2 separate regions of the Mus musculus genome follow, and region 2 is linked to region 1. A link is a loop called in an ENCODE intact Hi-C map of the cell type or tissue named here. Cell type or tissue: left cerebral cortex. All regions are shown on one strand. Each heading gives the region's core, and the rest is flanking DNA. Links, peaks and the distances in the headings are about the cores only.

What was found. Hi-C counts contacts between places; a loop is a spot of excess contacts. Peaks named below come from ENCODE experiments on the same cell type or tissue, not always from the same donor. Only the 100,000 strongest peaks of a DNase experiment are listed, where the experiment ranks them.
Region 2: a loop joins it to region 1, with 7 times the contacts of the local background. A loop is called at or near these places in 34 of 42 quality-filtered maps.

What each region holds. Positions count from the first base shown.
Region 1 is chr6:115,003,528-115,014,080 of GRCm38, forward strand. It overlaps Tamm41 (TAM41 mitochondrial translocator assembly and maintenance homolog), which reads right to left. Exons shown (of 8, transcript NM_026894.1): 6 at 8,631-8,796; 7 at 7,280-7,342; 8 at 854-992. The coding sequence ends at 916. Among named protein-coding and RNA genes, the nearest start is that of Tamm41, 29 kb to the right of the region's middle. In left cerebral cortex, for the core only: a CTCF peak has its summit at 4,453 (motif pointing left); DNase peaks (open chromatin) are centred at 2,148 and 4,439; H3K27ac peaks cover 1,559 bases.
Region 2 is chr6:114,923,901-114,934,453 of GRCm38, forward strand. It overlaps a transcript of Vgll4 not described here. Among named protein-coding and RNA genes, the nearest start is that of Vgll4, 7.4 kb to the left of the region's middle. In left cerebral cortex, for the core only: CTCF peaks have their summits at 2,694, 3,684 (motif pointing right), 4,728 (motif pointing right), 5,631 (motif pointing right) and 1 weaker place; DNase peaks (open chromatin) are centred at 2,676, 3,065, 4,738, 5,659 and 1 more place; H3K4me3 peaks cover 431 bases; H3K27ac peaks cover 1,729 bases.

The DNA.
Region 1 (10,553 bases), core at 1,429-9,428:
AACTGGAGGATGCTGACTAGCCTGGGGGTAGGTTCTCTGTGTGTCTTATAAACAGTGGGGGTCATATTAGATATGGGGGGGGGGAATCTCTGATGACATGATACAAGAAGATGATGGCAGTGACTGGAGCCAGCCTTAGAGGAGCCAACACAACAAAGGGCAGAGAGGAAAGCAGGGTGGATCAGTGTGTCCTGTACTGCTGGGTTCTCGGTACGTACACACGTCTCAGTACTGGCTGGGCAGAAGCTGCAAGGGGTCGTCTAGGGCTCTGCACCCAAAAGTCAGTCTGCTACACAACTTCATACAAAACAGGCCAAAACCAAACCAAACCAAAAAAAAAAAAAAAACAAACTGAAAAGACAAAAACCAAAACCAAAATCCCACCAAGTGAATGGGGACTGGGGCACTAGAAGAGAGCCCAGCTTATGTACCCTGTAGACTTTACAGGCTACAAGTTCAAACGCACAGTAGCAGCACCTGTCATGTCCAACTCAGTGTGTCCTCAAAGTCAGAACCTTTTGTTCAGCATGGATCACAAAATGCACTCACAGCTCTGTACCTAGAAGCCTTTTCTTGGGGTCCAAAGTCCTCTCATGTGCTTGGGTAGCACCTGAGTTAGTGTCTGACAGTGAATTAAAAAAAAAAAAAAATCAACCATAGCCAAGCATCGTGGCACACACCTTTTAATCCCAGATTCAGGAGGCAGAGGCAGGAGGATCTCTGTGAATTTGAGGCCAGCCAGGCTGTAAAGTGAGACTCTGTCTAATAAAGACCCAGAAACAAACCAAACCTTACCAAGCATGACTCAAACCTTGGTCTCCTCGATTTCAAGCAGCCAGTCAGAGTGACAAGCAACTCTTAAAAAAGCATGGAGCCATTTATTCATAATCTACACGTAACACAACATCAGTCAAGTCAGGACGCTTTTCTCATCCACCCTTTCCACATTTTGTTCAGTTTCCGTGAACTATAAATCACAGACTTCTTCATACCTGCAAGAAAAAAGAAGCGTGGATGAGGAGTGAGTCCTGTTCGGTGGACACGCAGCTACCGTCCCAGAGGCTTGTCTTTGGGTTCGGGCTACAGTGGGCTGACTGGGGCGTTTTGAGAGGACCTGGGAGCCGAAGGCCATTAGAGGCCGCAGAGACTCTGAGCTGGGCCCCTGCTGTGCAGCACCATTCTGTGTCTGACCAGGATTCCTGGGGTTGAAAGGGGTTCTGGCAGCCACTGGGCTTCCCAGGTCTTTTAGAAGGGAGGAGCCTTCTGGTGCTCCCTCTCGACAGCAGGAGCATCCCAGTCACTGCTGCTCTGTGTCCCACGCACGCCACCTGTCTGCCTAGAGCAGATGCAGTTCCAACGACACATGCCAGGCTGCTCTCTTGCCTGGTGCTCGCCTCTTGAATAGCATTTACCCCTCTGTTCTGCACTTGTAGCTGATTCTCCTGTCTCTGCCTAGACTGACAGCTCCCCAGGACAGGGCCCTTGTTCTATTCACCCAGCGTTCCTTTCACCTCATGCAGTACCTGGTACCCAGCAGCACACAGGAGATGCTTAGCTGAGTCTTCTGAAGTGGCAGAGTGAAGATTGGTTCTTATAGGCCTCTGACTTTATCCCAACTACAAAATCCCAGAGAAGAGGCTCTCTGAGGCTTATGGGAAACGCGTACCAAGGGATAAACTGGGTGCTAGTATTCTCAGCTGGTGCTTTAGGGTGTGGCCTGAGGAGCTGAAGCCTTCTTCTCTTTGTGCTCTGGGTTGGAAGTGTATGCTCCTGGCTGTGGCTTGGTGACCATGTTGACAAGATGGGAGGATTAACTGGGTAGTGATCTTTTAAACTACCTGGCCCTGTTAACTGGAAGCTGCCTCACCTGCTTGGAATCTGTGGCTACTGCAGGCAGTGACAGGGAGAAAGGCAGGGTTCCCAAAACCATTAGCAGATGTGTCTGGATTCGTGTTCTCAGCTTGACATGATCTCGTTGAGAAACTCCAAGTTTTCACTGCCTCCACCCCTCTTAATTTTCTCCCTGAAGCAATGACTCTGGTCAGACTCACCCACCTGAGCACTAAGGCTGGAAGATCATTACATAAGGTGCTGTTTCGAATTTCAGCAGAACCAACCAGAAGGCCGAGCAGAAGCCAGGCAGTCACACATGCAGGACTCAGCACAGCAAGCCCAGGCTGCTGAGTCACGGCTGGAGACCGACCAACTCCTCTTGCCATAGCTTAGTGACAAGCTCCTCTGAGATTGTCAGGTAAATACTGACCATGGCTGAGTGGCCCTGGGTGCCATCTTCAGCTGCTTAGAGCACTAGATGCCTCCCTTGACCGAACACAATTCCTCCTTCAGCGGTCAGAAAGCCTGCAGTAGGGGACTGTGCCACAAAGAACACTAGGAAATGACTGCTTATGTGCACTTCCATGCAGAGGGGCCCTGAGGTTAGATTTCCATGGGCTCCGTCCATAGCCACACCACTCTGAACGTGCTCGATCCCACCAGGTTTTCTCAAGAGCTGAGGTTTGCTCAAGGTAAGAACAATTAATTTCACCAAAGGCTTAAAATATTTCAGCCAACAATTTCATAAAATTGAAACAGTGTTCTTCAAAGGACAGCAAAGTCTGTGAAGCACCGGGGGCAGGTGGGAAAGCCCCCTGTGGAGGCTCTGTGGAGGAGCCAGAGTGGCACGCCAGGGCAGGAGCTGTTCACATTACCACATCAAACAGGAGTGGGGTCCAGGAACAGCCTGAGCTCTGAGGATGGAAGGGGGAAGGCAAGAGAAAGGAGGAAGAGAAACCGTCTAAAGCAATTCAGGAAGAAAAAGCATCAAGAAGAAGGGGCCATCAGTGGGCCAACTTCTCCAGCACACACTCTAAGGTGGGGCCTGACACAATTCTATATCCACACCTATGAAGACAAAGTCAGTGAGCCTCTGAACACTTGCAGTGAGCCTCCAACTGACCTGTGTACAGGGAAAGGCTCATCCGAGGCAGAGCTACAGCTTAATTTGACAGGTTAGACATGGCTGGGTGTGGCAGTGGACACCTACAACCCTAGAACCCAGAGAGCAAAGCCAGACAACTGAGGTCACAGCAGCCTCAGCTACAGATACCCAATCAGAATAGAGGAGGGAAGCAGGAAAGGGGGGAGGGAGGGAGGGAGGGAGGGAGGGAGGGAGGGAGGGAAGGAGAAAGAGAGAGAGAGAGAGAGAGAGAGAGAGAGAGAAAGAGAAGGAGGAGGAGGAGGGAGGGTGTTCAACCTTAAGTGATAAACACATCATCAGAAAGATGATGTAAGATGAAAATAACGATTGGCTCCACTGTGTTTCAGGAATGGGATGAGGAGCAGCGAGGCATGCTGGGATATCTCTTAGGGATAAGACTAAACGTGTCCTGTTAATTCAGCGGAGTCTTTTGAAGTTGGGAGATTTAACTCTGATTGACCATAAAGACAGGAGGGAGAATTAGACTAATCGGCTTCCCGCACCTCAGAGGGTGGCACCCCAGTCTCTGGGGTTTGCATCTGCCTCCTGCCTCCTTCTTCTCCTGTGCCCCATGCACTCTCTTCCCTTGCTGCCCTGGCCTGGGCTTGCGCAAGGCTCCTTCAGATGGCTAGCTGGCTCTATCCCTATCTGCTGGTCTCTCTGGTAACAGTCCCCTCCCTCTTCCTGCATCCTCAGTAGCCTCCCTCTGGCCTCAGGGAGGCTCAGCAGTCTTTGAATGCTGAATGCAGCTTTGGGGCCGACCTTTGTGCGGCTCTGGCCTATCTCTCAGGCTGATCACTGACTCCAATTTCCTACCTACCTGTCCTCACACCCGCTCACTCAAACTGCTGCAGCAGGCTCGAGCCAGGCACAGAGACTCTGTAAAGGGCTGCTGCTTAGACAAAGACAGTTGGCTCTGCTGGTCTTTTGTTGGCAGAGACTGGCTACCCTCAGTGGCAAACTACTTTCTTCAGGGGCTCCGTGCTGACGCTAGTTCCTGATGAACTAGGAAACTTGAGGAGAATCTTGCTGCTCTGCTAGCAACAGGGTATGCGAGATGGAGACCAGCTCCTAACGAAGAAACTTCCAGAGAAAAGGAACAGAGTATTTCTAAGACTTCAAGCTAGACCATGAGCGTATCTGACAAACTGCAAGGGAAAGCTATTAAGACAGAGGGCCATGCTGCTCACAAACACAGCGCACCGAACATGTTTCCCAAGAAAATCTGCAGGGCGGGTTACAGATCTCACAGGCTACCACATACACAGAGAGGCCAGGCACAAGGCCAGAAGACCCACAGAACTGCAGCAGGGTCATCGTTGCCTACTGTTGCCGCTGCCTGTGCCCTTTCTCCCCCTGTACAATGTGGGGCCCTGAGAAGTGAAGCAAGTCACTGCTCAGGGGATGCAGGGCAGTCCTGGCCCGGAGGGAACCTGGGTGGCAGGTTCTGCTAACACTGCCCTCTGCTGGCGAATGGCAGAACTCAGTGGGGAGATGCCCAGGGCCTATCTCAGGGTGGAGGTTATCAGGAGGTGGTGCAGGGATTCACAATGATTTTTGTTTGTTTGTTTTCACTCCTGGCTAATAATTGTCACTATTCAAATAGGAAAAGCAATTTTAGGTCTACTTTGGTGCGGCTCATGACTGTATTGTTATTCATTTTTTACACACAGAGGCTGTTCTTCTTTGGTAAGACATTACCATAACTAAAGATAACTTTTATTAAAATCAGGCACATCATGGAATGGAGTCCTTCAGTTTCTCGGTTGTTTGGACCCAAAGGGTCCCAAGGTTTTAAGTGACAAACAGTTTAGTTAAGCCCACAGTGTATGGAGCAGTAAAGCTTTTCATTGAGCAAAACGGGCCAATGAAGAAAAACAGTTTGGATTTTCTAAAATCTCCCACCCACCCCAAGTCACAAAAATGCTAAAACATACTCATGCACAAACTGTACTAACAGACAGATCCCAGCACTCAGAGGCTAAGGTAGGAGGACCGCCCTGTACTGCATAGCAGGATAGTGTCGCAAACAACCAATGAGGGCTGGTGGTGGCTCAGTCAGAGCACTTGCCTTCCAAGTGAGGAGCCATGGATCTGATCAGTGCTAAAACCAGGTGTGGTGGTCCATGCCTGTCATCCCAGCACATGGAAGGTGGGGGCCAGAGGGCTGAGAGTTCCAGACCATTCTTATCTACGTAGCAAGTTTGCGGCTGGGCCAGGGATATATGATGCCAACTTACATAAAAATATAAAAATGCTGTTAGGACAACAGCATACTGATACAGCCCTACTTTACTGAGTCTCACCATGTCAGCTCAGAAACACCCAGAATCCACTATCTTCTGTTGTCTATTGTAAAGCAAATCCCAGGGATCATATTATTTCATCCATAAATATTTTAGCATGTCCCTCTGAAAGAACAAGATTAAAAACGCCAAACAACACCATTATTGCAACTGAAAGCATCAAACATCCCTTGTAGCCCAGAAACCCATCTCAACCAGCCACAGGCACAGCACAAGTCACCAGCCTGATTCGCTCTAGCAAACCATGTCACCCATGTCAGCTTCGCCCGAGTCCACCAGCAGGAGCTCAGAACACATGACTACCTTAGTCAGAGACACCAAGTTACGTGCAGAGTTGTGGGAGACCTTTTCTGCAGCTGACGTAAGTGTTTAGTGCTGCTGAAACCTGGCCAGAGCCTTCCAGACTCGGGGGCATCACTGCATCCAGGGAACAGATGCTCCGAGGGACATGCACTGGGCTGTGAGCCTCGAGTGTGGCCACACCAGCTCCAGGGCAGTCTCACACCCAAGGAACAGGCGTAGGGTGAGAAGTCACTCTGTTTGGGAGCTACCCCTGCGCCATCTCCTGACCATGTACGTGTCAGTCTTCCTTACCAGCTCAGGCGGCGGGATGGCCAACGCCTGAGCAACCAGCACAGGGCAGCCAGATGCTCAATGCTAGGAGCAAAGAGCTACAGCAAGCATTTTATGTGATGACACCAAGAGCTGCAGAGAGTGAGGAGAGAGAAGGCTTCCCACACCTTACTCATCAACACAGCTACTTTGGTGGGTAATCTGGCAATATCTAAGGCTATACTTGATGAATTTGCTGGACATAAAGAACAGAGGAACGGAGGCTGGGAAAGTAACTAGGGTGAGAAAGCGCCTGCATAGCCTGTGTGACACCCAGTACCCCAGACTCACAGAGGCTGCCAAACCTCCCAGAGAGCAGAGGTCACATGGGAGACACAAGGACAGCAACCCCTGGCCTAGGAGCACCCACATCTGGATAAAGGACTTCACAGTGGGAAAAGAAGGGATACTCTGAGTTCCCCTGAAAGAGATCAAAGGGCCCAGCACAGCATGCCAATGATGGGACTCCAGAGCCCCAGGGAGAAGGAAGAGTCAAGGAGCTCCCGAACACACACATGGACTAAGGATCAGAATAGCTTTGAACTTCAACAGTAGTCCTGAAAGTGAGAATAATTGAAGTAATTATTTCAAGAATCTGTCTTCTCTCCCCTCCCCCTTCTTTCTCCTCCCTCCCCTCCACCTCTCTCAGACAGCGCTCTGCTATGAAGACAAGGATGACTTTGAATCTGTAAGCTGTGCACCAAGAGAGTGCAGGGCATAGCCACGGACCCGCAGGGCAGGGGAGGAAACACACATCATCTGCCTCGACTCAGGGTTCAACTTTCAATAACGACTCGGCCCAAGCTGCACGTAGGAAAGGAGAACTCAGGCAGGAGGGAGGCCATGGGCGGGCGGGCCTGGCACCCAGTGGCCGAGGGGCGAGCATAACTGTGGCTCAAACATGGCCTTCGATTGCCCACGGGGAGCTGGCAACTAAAGTGAGGAACAGAAGAACGGTAACCTAACCCCACGATTCAGGAGACAGCAGGGGAAACAGAAACATCTCACCAAGAGAAGGCAGCAGGTGTCCGTGAACGGAGCAGGGCACTCCCCTGTTTTTGCAGTGCTTTGCGAGGGGTGACTTCAATACAGAAACATGAGAGCAAAACCCCACACAGGAAGGAGTTATTTAGGAACTGAGAGGAGAGCCCAAGCCTCCTGCCAGCACCTCGGGTGGTGACCCAGGAGTTCAGGTCACACTGCAGTCATGACTATCTAAGAGAACTACAATGACGGGGTGTATGGGTTAGAACTGCACCAGTACAAGGGAGATGCAAATGCAAAGCTCTGTATTTCAACCGGCAGCACTGAGGCCATTCTGTCCAGCATTATGTCTTCCCTACTGTCCTTTGCTACCCCAGGTGCCTGTTCCCAAAGGTCTTACCAGCAGTAAAAAGGCCTTTAGTGCTCTGCCTGATGCTGGAAGGTCTGACGATTGATGAGATCGCTGCAAAACACAAAAGCAAAAAGGATAACAGAAGCTGGACACAGGCTGGTCATCTTAGAGGTCTTAAAACTCCGATACTAAATATCATTTCCAGCTAGTCATTTCCAGAACCAGCGGGGGATTGCCGGCCCTGTTGGGAGGCCAGCTGTGCACAGGCCCAGCTGTGTGAGCACCCGCAGAGGCCGAGGCTGCTGTACAACTTGGCCACCTTTAAACAAGGGGGGTGGGAGGTGACCCTCGAAGGTCATCTTAGGAATTTAAAGCTGCCCATGCCTTCTAGTTCACAGTTCTAAGATGCAGAAAATGTGAAGAGATCTTTGTTTTTTATCTCGAGGTGCCCATAGTAAAAGGAAATGAGAATTTTTATTCTAAGATACAGGGCCCAAGTCTCCCATCATCTCAGGGTGGCAGCAACCCGCCAAAGGCCTGGCCTGGCCTAGGGGAGCTGGTGCCTGGGATTCTCAAGAAACTTGGTGCAGGTTCCGGAGAGGGAGGGTGGAGCCACCGCCAAATTCCTTACTGCAAACTGCATTTCTAATCAACAAATATTTTACTGAGAGACAAAGGGAGAATGAATTTGTTTGAGAGACAGGGTCATTTCAGTTTCCTAATTATGCCTTCCCTACTGTCCTTTGCTACTTAAGAGAGAAGTGGGTCTCTCAAGTTTTAAGGTTGTGATCTTTCAGTTGTTTTTAGAGACAGAGCCTCGCCTTGCTAATTAACCTTGGTTGGCCCTGAACTCACTATGTAGCCCAGGCTGGTTTTGAACCTGAGGCGAACCTTCTGCCCTAGCCTCCTGAGTGCTGAGATTACAAGTCTGCAGCTCCACTTGGGTTTGGATCTTTTGATAAACATTAAGGAGGCCCTGGAGTGAGTGCAGAGAAACTCAGTCTGAGGGCCCTCAGAGAGGGTAGCTGGCTGGGCACAGCCTGGGACCAGTCAGAGAGAAGCTGAAGATGTCAGCGAAGCCAAGAAAGTACTCTCAGTCTCTTTCCTTCTCAGACCTCCACAAAGGACAGACACATCTTTCAAATAACATCTAGAAGTTGTGTTCCTGAAACCAGAGGCAGCTGTGCTGCAGCCAGTGGGTAGTTTTCCCACTGCTTGCTTCAAGCAAGTGAACACTGAGATTTGGAAAACCCCGAATTGTTCATGCTTTTCTTCTCCGCAGACGCAATCTCTCTCTTGATCTCATTAGGCAAGAAGGAAGAAACAATGCGTCTGAATGACACAAAGGCTGCTTTCACCCTCAGCCAGCCCTTGCTCAACCCCAGACTCGTGGACACACCTAGTCGCACCACATCTCCACAGTCGGGGTCCTGAGCCACCTGCAGCAGAGTCTCTTCCACGTCTCTGTTTCTCCCAGGAGGGTCCATGATGTGATTGATTTGCTGCTGTAGGGTTCTGGGCAGTGTCATTAGCTGAGTGAACTGTCCTTCTGGGCTTTTATCTATCTGGGAAAAAGAGAGAGAGAGATGACGTCTTTGCAAGGGCTCTGAAGTCTAGACACAGCTAGTCGGACACATGGCTTCTATTTAGAAACCACACAAACAAGAGTCTCATGCAGGACTCCTATGCTCACATTTGTAATTAAATAAGGCTTTCCTTCCTCTGATGTAAGCACCACACCTGCCCCAGGTGGCATGGGAAACTGAGTATTTACATGGTCAGAATTATACGTTCCTTCAAAAAGGACAGCCCTGATTCTAGAATATTCTACTTCTACATGAGAAAAGAAGTCTCTAAAACATTTTTAAAACGTTATTTTATTTTATGCATTGGTGTTTTGAATGAATGCATGTATGTGCACCATGTGTGTGCCTAGAGCCCAGAATTAGGTGTCAGATCCCCTGGAATTAGTTACAGACAGTTTCGAGCCACCATGTGGGTGCTGGGAAAGGGATCCAGGGCTTCTGCAAGAGCAGCTCTTAACCAGTGGGCCACCTCTCCAGCACCTCTTTGGTGGGTCAGTTTCTGACTTGCAACGTTTGCAGTGTCCTACTTGTCATAAGCCTGCAGCCAACGTGCCCAGATCCAACCCAAAACTCAGGCTCCCACCCACTCTGAATGCTGTGTGATGGTGCACGAGACAACTCGATCTGAATTTGTCCCCCGCTCTGGGGGCCTCTTCTATGCAATGCTGCGCTTCACAAATGGCTCTAGGGACCCACCGATGACAAAGGCCAGTCTTACACAGAAGGTGAGTGAATTAGTAACTGAATTAGTAATTAGTTATCGACATAACTTAGTTGTCATTAGTTGTTACATATGACTGAGCTGCTCAGAAAGTTCCATTTCTTAAGCTGCTCAAGGACAAAGACATAAATAAAACTATGTATTGCCTAGAGACCACTCATTCAAAAGTTAACCCTACTGCCAAGACCAGACTAGTTCCCCAATGCAGTGCAGTTTGCTTCATAGAATTAAAAATATAAAAACATGGAAGCTATGTGGGAGTGCAGCTGCCTGGAACAATGGCCCCCTCGGAAGCTTGCTCACAGTATTTTTCCACCAGAGTTTGGGTTTTAGCATCATAGCAAAGAACAGCTTCAGGGCACGCAAGATGGTTCAGCAGCCTGGCCACCAGAGCTCTGCACCCAGGACCCATGTCAGGTGGGAGAGAACCAAACTCCACAAAGTCACGTGTGACCACACACACGTCATCGAAGCTCAGGGCCATCCTGGTCTACACAGTAAGTTCCGGGCCAGCCAGGGCTACATATCCTCTTACTTGCTGTCCAGTGCCCTCTGAGAGATGCTCTCAGGCATGGACAGCTAGCCACCTGAATCTACTAATCAGGAGATGCAGGCCCAACTCTGGCCCTGAGCCGGGAGAACTCTGAACTCTAGCTTCAGGGCAGCTTCACAGAGCCAGGTGGGGCCCGGGCAGATATGCCTGACCTGATGACTGGCACTAGGAGTGTTCCAGTGAGCAAACTCCAGAGGCACGTGAGAGCTGCCACTATAGAAGGGTAAGCAGCGGCTCTGAGCTCCCTCCCACTGGCCAAAGCAGTAGGAAAAAGTAAAACCACATCCTAGGAGGGAGAAATTAGTGCTCTTTCTGTACTGAGAAGACACAGGGGTGTGGTGGCCATTCTATGTACTTTGATTAAACTGCAGTGCTCAGACACTCGGTCACTTTAAAGGTGTGATTAACATTTTGATCAGGTGAATATAAACAGAGCTGATTACCCTCATCATAGCAAGGAAG
Region 2 (10,553 bases), core at 842-8,841, 80 kb before region 1:
AATGTGGCAGCTGGGAACGGAACTAGGATCCTCCGTAAGAGCAGAACGTGTTACAAACCACTCTGTTGTCCCTTCAGCTCCTATGCATCTTGTTGGTGATGGTGATTTTGTTTTTAAGACTGGGTCTCGCTTTATAGTCAAGGTTGGCTTAAACTCATGATTCACCTGCCTCTGCATTGCTGATATCAAGACTACAACCCCCACAGTCAGCTAATGGATGGATCACAGGGCTCCCAATGGAGGAGCTAGAGAAAGTACCCAAGGAGCTAAAGGGATCTGCAACCCTATAGGTGGATCAACATTATGAACTAACCAGTACCCCGGAGCTCTTGACTCTAGCTGCATATGTATCAAAAGATGGCCTAGTCGGCCATCACTGGAAAGAGAGGCCCATTGGACACACAAACTTTATATGCCCCAGAACAGGGGAACGCCAGGGCCAAAAAGGGGGAGTGGGTGGGTAGGGGAGTGGGGGTGGGTGGGTATGGGGGACTTTTGGTATAGCATTGGAAATGTAAATGAGCTAAATACCTAATAAAAAATGGAAAGAAAAAAAAAAAGACTACAACCGTGGGCCACCACATCCAACTGCAGTGTCTTTAAAGCTTAGTAACTAAAGGCAGTACAATTCTAAGCAATTAACAAGACCTTCAAAGGACCACGATGGAAGCACCTGACTTAAAACACAAAGTTGACAGGGAGCTATGAACGTTCAGAGCTGCAGAGGTGAATGTCTATATGGGATGTGTGTGTGTGTGTGTGTGTGTGTGTGTGTGTGTGTGTGTGTGTGTTCTTGCTAGTCACAGATTATGTCACATACTAGTATCAGATGACCAAAGTAAACTACATGTGGAAAAGACGAAAACCAAGGCCCAGCTGTAGTCAGTATAAGTCTCACCACAGCATACAATAGGTACTCTACAAATATTGGTTATGGCTCAGCCTCCTGGTGGAACAGAGATGGCGCCGTCACCACAGACACAAGCCCAGGCTAACCACTCAATCATTCTGCCTGCCAGAAAGCTGACTACTGAGTTAGTCTACATCAGCCAAACCCACGAGCAGCTTAAAAGCCGGGGGCCTGATAGCACTTTCAGATACTTATTAGAATCAAATGTTCCTACTTGAGCCTTTCGGAGAAGGGAACATTGTATCAAGTTTGGGAAGACTGGGAACACACAGCCCCCACTGAGCTATCAGGTCCCCGCCTCCAGTCCAGTCAACTGTTCTCTTTAAATTTCACAGTGGTTCCACTTTTAGACAATGGTTTCTGTCTAAAGGCGGTTCCCCATCACCATTCATGCAATTAAAATCAGTCTAAACTGATGCGTGAACAACAAAAGCAAAAAAAATCCAAAAAAGATTTTAGGAAATGAGCTGGTGTCCTTCATCAACTGAACAGCTGGATGTGTGAGAACTCAGGCTTACAGGCATCTCCGAATGTTCACATCCTCTACACATTCCTCAGCAGAGTACAAACAACCATCCAAGACACAGCATGGGCCAAGGCGCTTTCACCCTTGACCTATCTTAATACCCACAATGCCATTGTAAGACGGAAATCATGTGGTGCCCAGGATGGGACCAGGGCCTCAAGAATGTCAGCCACAGCCACAGTGCTACATAGAGTTTTAAGTTAAAACCTTGTGCCAGGCATGTGACACATACCTTTAATCCCAGCACTCAGGAGGCAGAGGCAGGCTGATCTCTGAGTTCGAGGCCAACCTGATCTATATAGTGAGTTCCAGGACAGCCAGGGCTACACAGAGAAACCTCTCAAAATACACACACATATACACACACACAGACACCACAACCAACACAACAAAAACAACCACAACAATACCCTTGCATTGATGATAAAGGAAAACCACTTAAGACTGACTTCTTTAGGATGCAAAGTTGAAGACCTGGTGGGAGCTCTCCTCTAGGAACCCTGACCAAGGAAGGACTAAGTGGTCCAGGCCATGTTCTTGAGGTCCATCCTGCACTTAGCTCTAAGGCAAGACTTAGGAGCTTTGTATAGCTCTCACCTGCCAGACTATGCATAAAGTCCAACGAACACACAATAGGTCTTCAACGTGTGAGTTGGAGTCTTTAAACAGGGGCACACCTGTTATCCAAATGTAGGAGAAAGAATCAAATTTCTTACTAGTGTGTGTCTCTCTGTCTAGTAGTGGGATGGAGAGTGGGGTGTCAGATGACAACTCTGCCGCCTTTCCTTCCACTTTCCCCTGGCCCCTGGAGGTTGAATTTAGATTGGCAGGACACCTTGACCTGAGCCATAGGGGAAGGGATAGAGTCAAATTTCAAGTGGTCCTAAGTTTGGGCCAGGTAAATGTAAATCGTCTGTCAAGTTCCTTCTATAGCACGCCCTTCCAAGGAAAGACCCTAGCGTATCAGGCTATTTCTGCGATGTGGGATTGCTTAAACTGACTCGTTTTAAAATGTACTCTGTCAAAAATGTTCCATAAAGTATATCATTGACCTATGTCTTAATTTTTGTTCCCTGCAAAACAGTACCAGTTCTAAGTACTTCTTTTAACTAACACGGGATCATTTTGTGCACCGTTGAAAGGGGTTTAATACAAATTTGTGAAATTTGGAAAAAACGACATAAAACCGCTCTTCAAACAGGATGTAAAATTTCAATACAACATCTCCCTCTAGGGGCCAATTTTAAATCACACTGGCAATTCAGAAAAGTGAAGTCGCCAGTGTAAACTGTCTCTCAAATACAACAGCCTCTTGCTTTTACCTAGACAAGTCATTGAAAATGACTCTTAAAAAATTTTAAAAGAGAAAATGCCTCTTACCAAATAGCTTCACCTTCATTAAATATCTCAAAAATTAAAACAAAAAATACTATTAAGAACAAATTCTATTGGTGACAGGTGACTAAAGAGAAGCAGGTTTCAAGATGAACTCAAGGCATAAACAAACTTAATGAGTACATGCTCAGAATAGTGGCTTTTTTTTTAAGCTTTGCTTTTATTTGACATGTATGGGCATTTTGCCTGCATGTAAGCCAGTGCACCATGTACATGCAGTACCCAAGGAGGCCAGAAGAGGGCTCCAATCCACCAGAACTGGAGTTACAAAGGTTGTAAGCCACCATGTGGGTGCTAGGAATCAAAGGCCAGACCTCCCGAAAAGAGGCCAGTACTCTTCACTGCTGAGCCATCACTCCAGTGTTTAAAATAACTAGAAAAAGCCAAGGACAGTGGTGTTAATGCCTGTAATCCTAGCACCTGTGACTCTGACCGAGGAGGACTGATATGAGGTCCAGTCCAGAGTGGTCTGTGCAGGAGAACACTGTTTCAACCACCACCGCAGCTGCCACCACCCCCGCCCCCGCTGCCCACCACCTTCATAACAAATCAGTGCTGCGGGAAGGAAATAAATTACCGCCCCCAGAAAGAGCGGTCTCTAGTGAACCCTGGTACATCTACAGTTCTCCACGCCCAACAATGTGCACGCCCAACAAAGTGACTTCCACACGAGGGAAGCACCCTGAGCGGCACCCCAGCCCAGTTCCAATTTTAATTCTCTCGATGGTATTGTCAAGAGTAAGGTCAGGTCTCTTTTCTTTTTAAGATTTATTTATTTTTATTTTGTGTATATGTGTTTGTGCCTGAGTGTATGCCTGTGCACAACATGCATGCATGCATTGCCTTCAGAGGCCAGAAGAGGGCACCAGATCCCCCGGGTCTGGAGTAATGGACAGTTGTGAACAGCATGTGAATGCTGAGAACCAAGCCAAGCTCCTCTGCAAGAGCAACAGAGCACTCTTAACCACTGAGCCATCTCTCTAGGCCCCATTCTTACCTTTCAACCCTGTCAGCTGTATTCAGTACTGTAGAAGAGAAATAAGTATTTCTGTTGAAAATATCGTTAAGCCAAATAATGCCCAATAGTATTCAAGTCTTCTCACAAAGCGAGCCCAGGTTTTCTGAGAGAGATGTGCCAGAGTCACCCTATAGCCACCCCTTCAGTGTTTTTACTGATGCTGTGTTTAAATGGACACTAACATGGCCACCAGAATTCCATCTACAAGACTGGTGTAGTTTGGGACCTGGGAGGCACCTCAGAGAATAAAGGTGCTTGCTGCCAAATCTGACAACCTGAGTTCAACCCCTGGGACCCCATGTGGTGGAAGGACAGACAGCACCAACTCTGGTGAGCCGTGGGTAAATATGATAGAAGTCAAAGTTTCTAGAGTTGGTTGTTGTAATCCACAACTGTCACCCCGGCACATAAGAGCCTGAGATAGAAAGAGCAGATGTTTTTAGGCTAGCCTGGGCTACACTGTAACCCTGTTTCTAAAACACAAAGGAAGGAGAGGTGGTTTTCCCACCCACTGGAACCAGTCAGGAGCCTTCTAAGCCAAGCATTGTCCAGTCCCCAATTCTATAGCCAGGCCCAGGGAACCCCAGACAGATGAAGTTTGGATTTACAAGTACACACCTAGACAGTTTTAAAATGCTTCTCCTAGAACAGTGGTTTTCAACCTTCCCAATGATGCAATCCTATTAACGGTTTCTCATGCTGTGGTGACCCAAGCATAAAATGACTTTTGTTGCTACTTCATAACTGTTATTTTGCTACTGTGACGACTATTAATGTAAATATTATCTGTGTTTCTGATGGTCTTGGGTGACCCCTGAACTACTGGCCTAGTGAGAAGCTCCTGGCTGCCGGCCCACCCTTACAGGTGTAGTGCTCTTGACTACCACTAGGGGGCACTGCGAGCCAACCTAAGACACCACATCCCCCTTACATGTAAGCCTTCAGTATTCCTTTACATAGAAGGGCCTGTCATCTTAGGTAGGCTTCCTAGCTCAGAGGCATCTAGAACTGATGCAAAACACATACACACACACTTACTTCGTCTGGGAATTGGGCTTAGCAGGCTCTCCTGTTGACCTGTCCCTCCCAGAAGCTGTTGGTCCCAGGCAGTTGGCGGAGAATTTCCAGTCTTTTCTGGCTGCACTAAGTGGGGTCACTGTCTCTTTACAGCTGTACCCCTCAAGTATTGGCCTCCTATTCACACCTCCTGTCTCTCTTTAGATCACTTTCCCCAGAACCTAACAACAACAACACTTGGCACTGTTAGGTAGCCCAGCTATTTTCTGAGAACAAACTGGAACGGAGACCTCTAAGTCTAATCTGGGTACTGAGGGAAGCAGGAGAGGCCACCAGGCCCCAGAGGCAGTGAGTGTTTCTGATGGAGTCCAGGACACTGAAAAGGAGCTACACCCTACGGCTCCTGACGCTTTAAACAGTTAGAAAGCAGAGATGGTCAAGTGAACATCGTGACTCTGTGGCTTATTTCTGGCATTAAAAAAAGAAAGTTTTTCCCTAGGTTCTTTACATAATATGTAAAGAAGGGGAGACTAATTGAGCAGACTTCCCAAGGCCTATAGCAGACAGATAAAGTACATAAGCCACACAAAGTTCAGAATGATTCAATGTCACTTGGGGTGGCAGTGGCCTGAAGTTTGAAGTGTATGGATGGTATCCAGCACAGCCAGGACACTGGAGAACAATGGGGTCCTCCCTGCTTACAGGCCAGAGCCTGCTTACAGCAGACTCTGTCAGCTCCTGGCTTTCTGTGTTTGCTGCAGTGAGAACATAGTCCTGTAGGGGTCAGTGAAAGTCCAGTGTCCAGAAATGTCCAGTTCTCAAGAAGTGGAGGATTTCACCCCAGATCTCACATGTGGGCTCCCAGCACAGGGGAGCAAGCTCTTACCATAGTGGCCTCATAGGTAGCCACAAGTCTAGAATCATCTCACAGCTAAGTGACACATGAGATAGCCTTGGAAACACAGTAGGTCTCCTGTGCCCCCATACTACCATCAGTGCTGGAGATGCTAGAGCATACTAGGCAAGCACTCCTCACTGAGCCACACTCCCTAACCTAGAGGTTCTGAGCAGATTTTGAAAACCATAACGGCTGTAGCCCTGGTAAGGAAAGCCGACTCTTCAGAAAGAGCAATCAGGGTGCATAGAAGACTGAGCCCAGAAGGACAAACAGGAGGAGGATGCAAAGGACACTGCAGGCGGCACCAGAGGCAGAAAGCAGGACACTCTGCCTGCTTTCTATCTAAGGGGACAGAGGCTTCCTGGTAAAGGAGCCCTAAACGTAGGAAAGATTGGGCTTACAGCCCGGCTCTGACACTTGATCAAGTAACTGCACAACTGCTGACTTCCGGGTATGTAAATGAGCATGGCAGAACCCCGCCCCCCAATCATGCAGGGCTACCTAGGGCCAGACCGGTGAATTCAGAGCTAGGGCTTCTTGCACAATGGTTTCCTCATGTTCCATAAAGGATGCCAAGTCTGTTAGGGTGATAGGCCTGCCCTGCCCCCAGCCCCAAAGAACTGCAAACAGAACCAGCCATAAAAAAGGGGGAGAAAAGAGCGGGAACAAAGGTCTTGCCACTGCCCGTTTAACGGCTTCCTTAACACCCAGGTGGCGTTAACCCTCAGGTTGATTGCTCAGAAAAATGTAAGATTACTGCTCCGAAAAGCTGCCAGCTATCCAGGACTCATATGGATCACCCATCTGTCACTTAAGTAGACAGTAGTAATGGAAGATACACCTCCCTTCATGACTTCCTTCTGGCACAGCCTCTCCTCCTCTCTCTACTCCTCTGAAAAGTCCCCTGTAGACTCGGGTACAGAACAGCAGGTTCCCTCCCATTGGCACCCTACCTGCACCTGTCTAAAACCCAAATTCTGGGAACTCCTCTTTCTCCTGAGCCTCTTGTCCCCACCAGCACCCAGGTGGGATCCCGACACACAACGCTGGTGCATAGAACAGCGGTGTCCGCCACCTTCTGCTGGGTTACATAGTTTTTCTTACCACAGGAGCACGTTAGCACTCTGCTCTCCTTACAAACCAAGAAAGACAGAGAGAAAAACAGACAGGCCAAGAGACAGTGCCAAGAGAGTATTGATCATAGCAGACACAGGATGCTGGCTTGCACTCCTGGTAGGTTAGCTCTGCAGCCATAGTTTGCCGTCAGCTGCAAGTTCTGTGTCCTTCTGAAGGGCACACCGAGTGACACATGGCTACCTGGGATGAAGGACTGGTTGCACACATATCTGGATGAGGCCAGTCCCGGGAACAGTGGCCATAAGGGACTTCACTAACCCAAGTTTCAGGGAAGATCCTGTTAGTTGTGAATGTCTCTACCGTCCACTCTGTCTGAAATGGTTTCTCTAGGATCCCAGCTACAGTGTCCCTGTATAAGCATTCCCATTGTACCCAATGCCCAAGAAAACGATAACCCCAATGCTTCCAATTCACATTACACCCAGATAAAAGCTCCCCCCACCCCCTCTTCTGTAAAGCACGTGGTAAGGAAGGGGGGAGAGAAAGCTCTGCCTGTGTGGGCAAGCTCAGGGCATCCCCTCCCCAAAGCGGTAACCAAGCCGCCAAATTTAGACACAGCTGCCACCGAAGCCCTAGGTTACAGTTTCTAGCTTGGCTCTGGAAACACCAAGAAGGGGGTTACCCTCCCCCACCCCCGTGTCCTCCCAGGGAAGGCTGACACATACAGCAACCATTTCCCTCCAATCGCTGAGCCAGGAGCACCCTTCCACACCCTCGGCAGATCACGGCTGCGTGCCTGCTTTCAGTAGCATGACTAATTAAGACGAAAATAAAAACAAAAACGGGTGCCAGTTCAATATGCCAGGAAGGCCGCGGAGAACGAGAAGGCGGGAATTCGGTCTGGATCTTTCACTTTATTGGCCTGGCGTGTGGCCAAGGACTCTTCATCAAAGAGAAAACTCGAGTCCCTCCGTTTCCCCCTTATGAATGCACATTTAATGTTCAACAAGAAAGTGAGCTTGGGTGAGCAAGGTGGTCAAAGTACCCTCATGAAATGTGCAACAGCCTGCTGTGTACATGAACGTAGCTTAAAAGTTCAAAGTCGGGCAAACACCTAGTCTATTAGGTGTTCTATCAGACAGGAGGAGGTAGCTGAGTCCAGCAGCAAGATCACAGCACGCGGACACCTGACCCTGCCTGCATGCCTTGGTCACAAACTCACCCTAAACAGGATCAAGCTACACACGAGACTCTGGACCGTACTAAGCCTAGGGCACAGACAATTTTCATGTTTTCAAGGGCTGTGTGCCGACTTTGGTGTCCCGAAGCACGGCAGGGAAGACATGACAGGGTTAGGGCCTGTGGACAGAGAGAAGCTGCCTCCACTCTGGCTCTGCAGAGCGAGAGAAGAAAATTCCCACCTCACTGGCCTGGAAGCTTTTAGGGTCTGGACAGAAAGAATGCAAAGCCTGTGTTACAAGAACTACAAACACACACTAAAGGGCCAGGGAGGGAGAAGGCCTACTTTGTGCAGGGACTTGGGTGTGGATTTCATAAATAAAATGGCACTTGTCCAAGACCTTAACAGACTTGCAGAGCGGGTTAAGGAGCACGTCTTTGGAGATGGAGCGCCTCATCAATGAAGCACGTATGCTAACTCACAGTCCTCTCCCAGGAAGCTGGGTGAGTGGGTTAGCAAGCATTACTGAGAACCCAGGGCTGGTGGCAGACACACAGACAGCCTGGACTACAGAGACCTCATCTCAATAAAAGCCACAGAGGGGGGCTGAAGAGAAGGCTTGTGGTTAAGAGCATACATGTCCTGAGTTCAATTCCCAGCAACCACATCATGGCTCACAACCATCTGTGACAGGATTTGATTTCCTCTTCTGGTATGCATGAAGACAGAACACGTGTGTGTGTGTGTGTGTGTGTGTGTGTGTGTGTGTGTGTGTGTGTGTGTGTGTGTGGTTACTGAAAGCACAAAGGTAGCCCCAAAGGTCCAGTGCTGGAGGTGAGAATGAATGGACCCTATGAGGATATGGGCTCAGGTATGTAACATCCTCCCTCCAGCTCTAGAAAATGAAGATAATACCTGACTAGGCCATTCTCCCTTGATGCCACCAGTGTTTCACAGCATCTAAAACAACCTGCTGTAACCCTGAAGGTTTTAACTCCCAGGTAGCAAGCTGGGGTCCCGGCCAGGCTGTTTGCCCCAAAGTACTGCCCGCCCAGTGTTGATGGCAGCAGACCCCACAATGCCAGGCACCCTGCTCTCTACTCCTGCCTGTCACTCTCAGGCCACTTCCCTCAGTGCCTCAGTATGCTCTCCTGCAACTGTTCACACTAGTTTCAAATTCTGAGTTAACCATGCAGGTGTCTGCATGTCTCCATCTCAGAGGGTCCTTCTGTGCAACTGCTATTTTTAGCTAGTTATTTAGTTAGTTAGTTATGTATTTATTAAAGAGGAAGCGTAGGGCTGAAGAGATGACTCAGTTAAGAGCAATTGTTGCGCTTGGGGAAGACCTGGGTTTGGTTCTCAGAACCCACATGGCAGCTCACAACTGTGTGTAACTCCAGTTCTAGGGGATGTGACACTCTCTTCTAACCTCCTCAGACACCAGACACACGTGTGGTGCACACACATACACGGAGGCAAAATACTCATAGACATTAAAATTTTTTTGCCAGGTAGTGGTGGCGCACACCTTTGATCCCAGCACTTGGGAGGCAGAGGCAGGCAGATTTCTGGGTTCGAGGCCAGCCTGGTCTACAGAGTGAGTTCCAGGACAGCCAGGGCTACACAGAGAAACCCTGTCTCGAAAAAACAAAAACAAAAATACAAAAACAAAACAAAACAAAAAAATTTTCTTAAATCTTAAAAAAAAATCTTTACAAGGGGGGAGAACTTGACCAACATGATTATGTGCATGTTTGAAATATAACGAAACCTAGCCTGTACAATTAATACGTTCGTAAAAAACTGAATGGGGCTGGGTTGAAACCGCAACTGAGTGAATGTTTCTGGCTTCTTTTTGTGAAACTACACTTGTCCTCGATCCTCTCTATAATTTTTATTTTTGTTTTGTAGGTTTGTATACGGGGAGGGTGGCATAGTATCAAGTCCCCAGAGCTGGAGTTATATTCAATTGTAAGCCACTCAACATGGCACTGGGCACTGAACTCCCACCTGCCCATCTTTTAAAACTGGTGCATAAATCAGACATGGCATCTTAGAAGAAATGTCCCAGTACCATGGGATGCCTGCTGGCTCTGACCTGGTATGTCCAAGCTATCCTTTCTCCCAGTGAGACTATGCCTCTCTGAGTCTCACCTTTGCGGCCCTCGCTCCTTGCTGCAGTAGTAACTGAGACCAAGGAGAGGAAGGCAGGAACAAAGCCAAGACCTCATGCAGCACCGCGTGCCAGGTGAGCTGCAAACTCCACTGGAGAAAAATGTGATTCCAACAGGCAGGGCTTGTCTCGGCAGGGGAATCAGAGCCACTGGCGGAGGCGGTGGCGGACATTCTAAAGGCCGTAGGAGTCTGCCAAGTACAACCAGGGTACAGTCATGCTTGGAAGGAGACGCCTCAAAAATCTGGTATCTCAGCAACACAAACATCCTAACACCTTCCTCAAGTGACGTGAACATCTCAGTTCAGTGACACATAACCACACAGCACAGTTTTCCTATCAGAAGCAGCTTCTGGGGC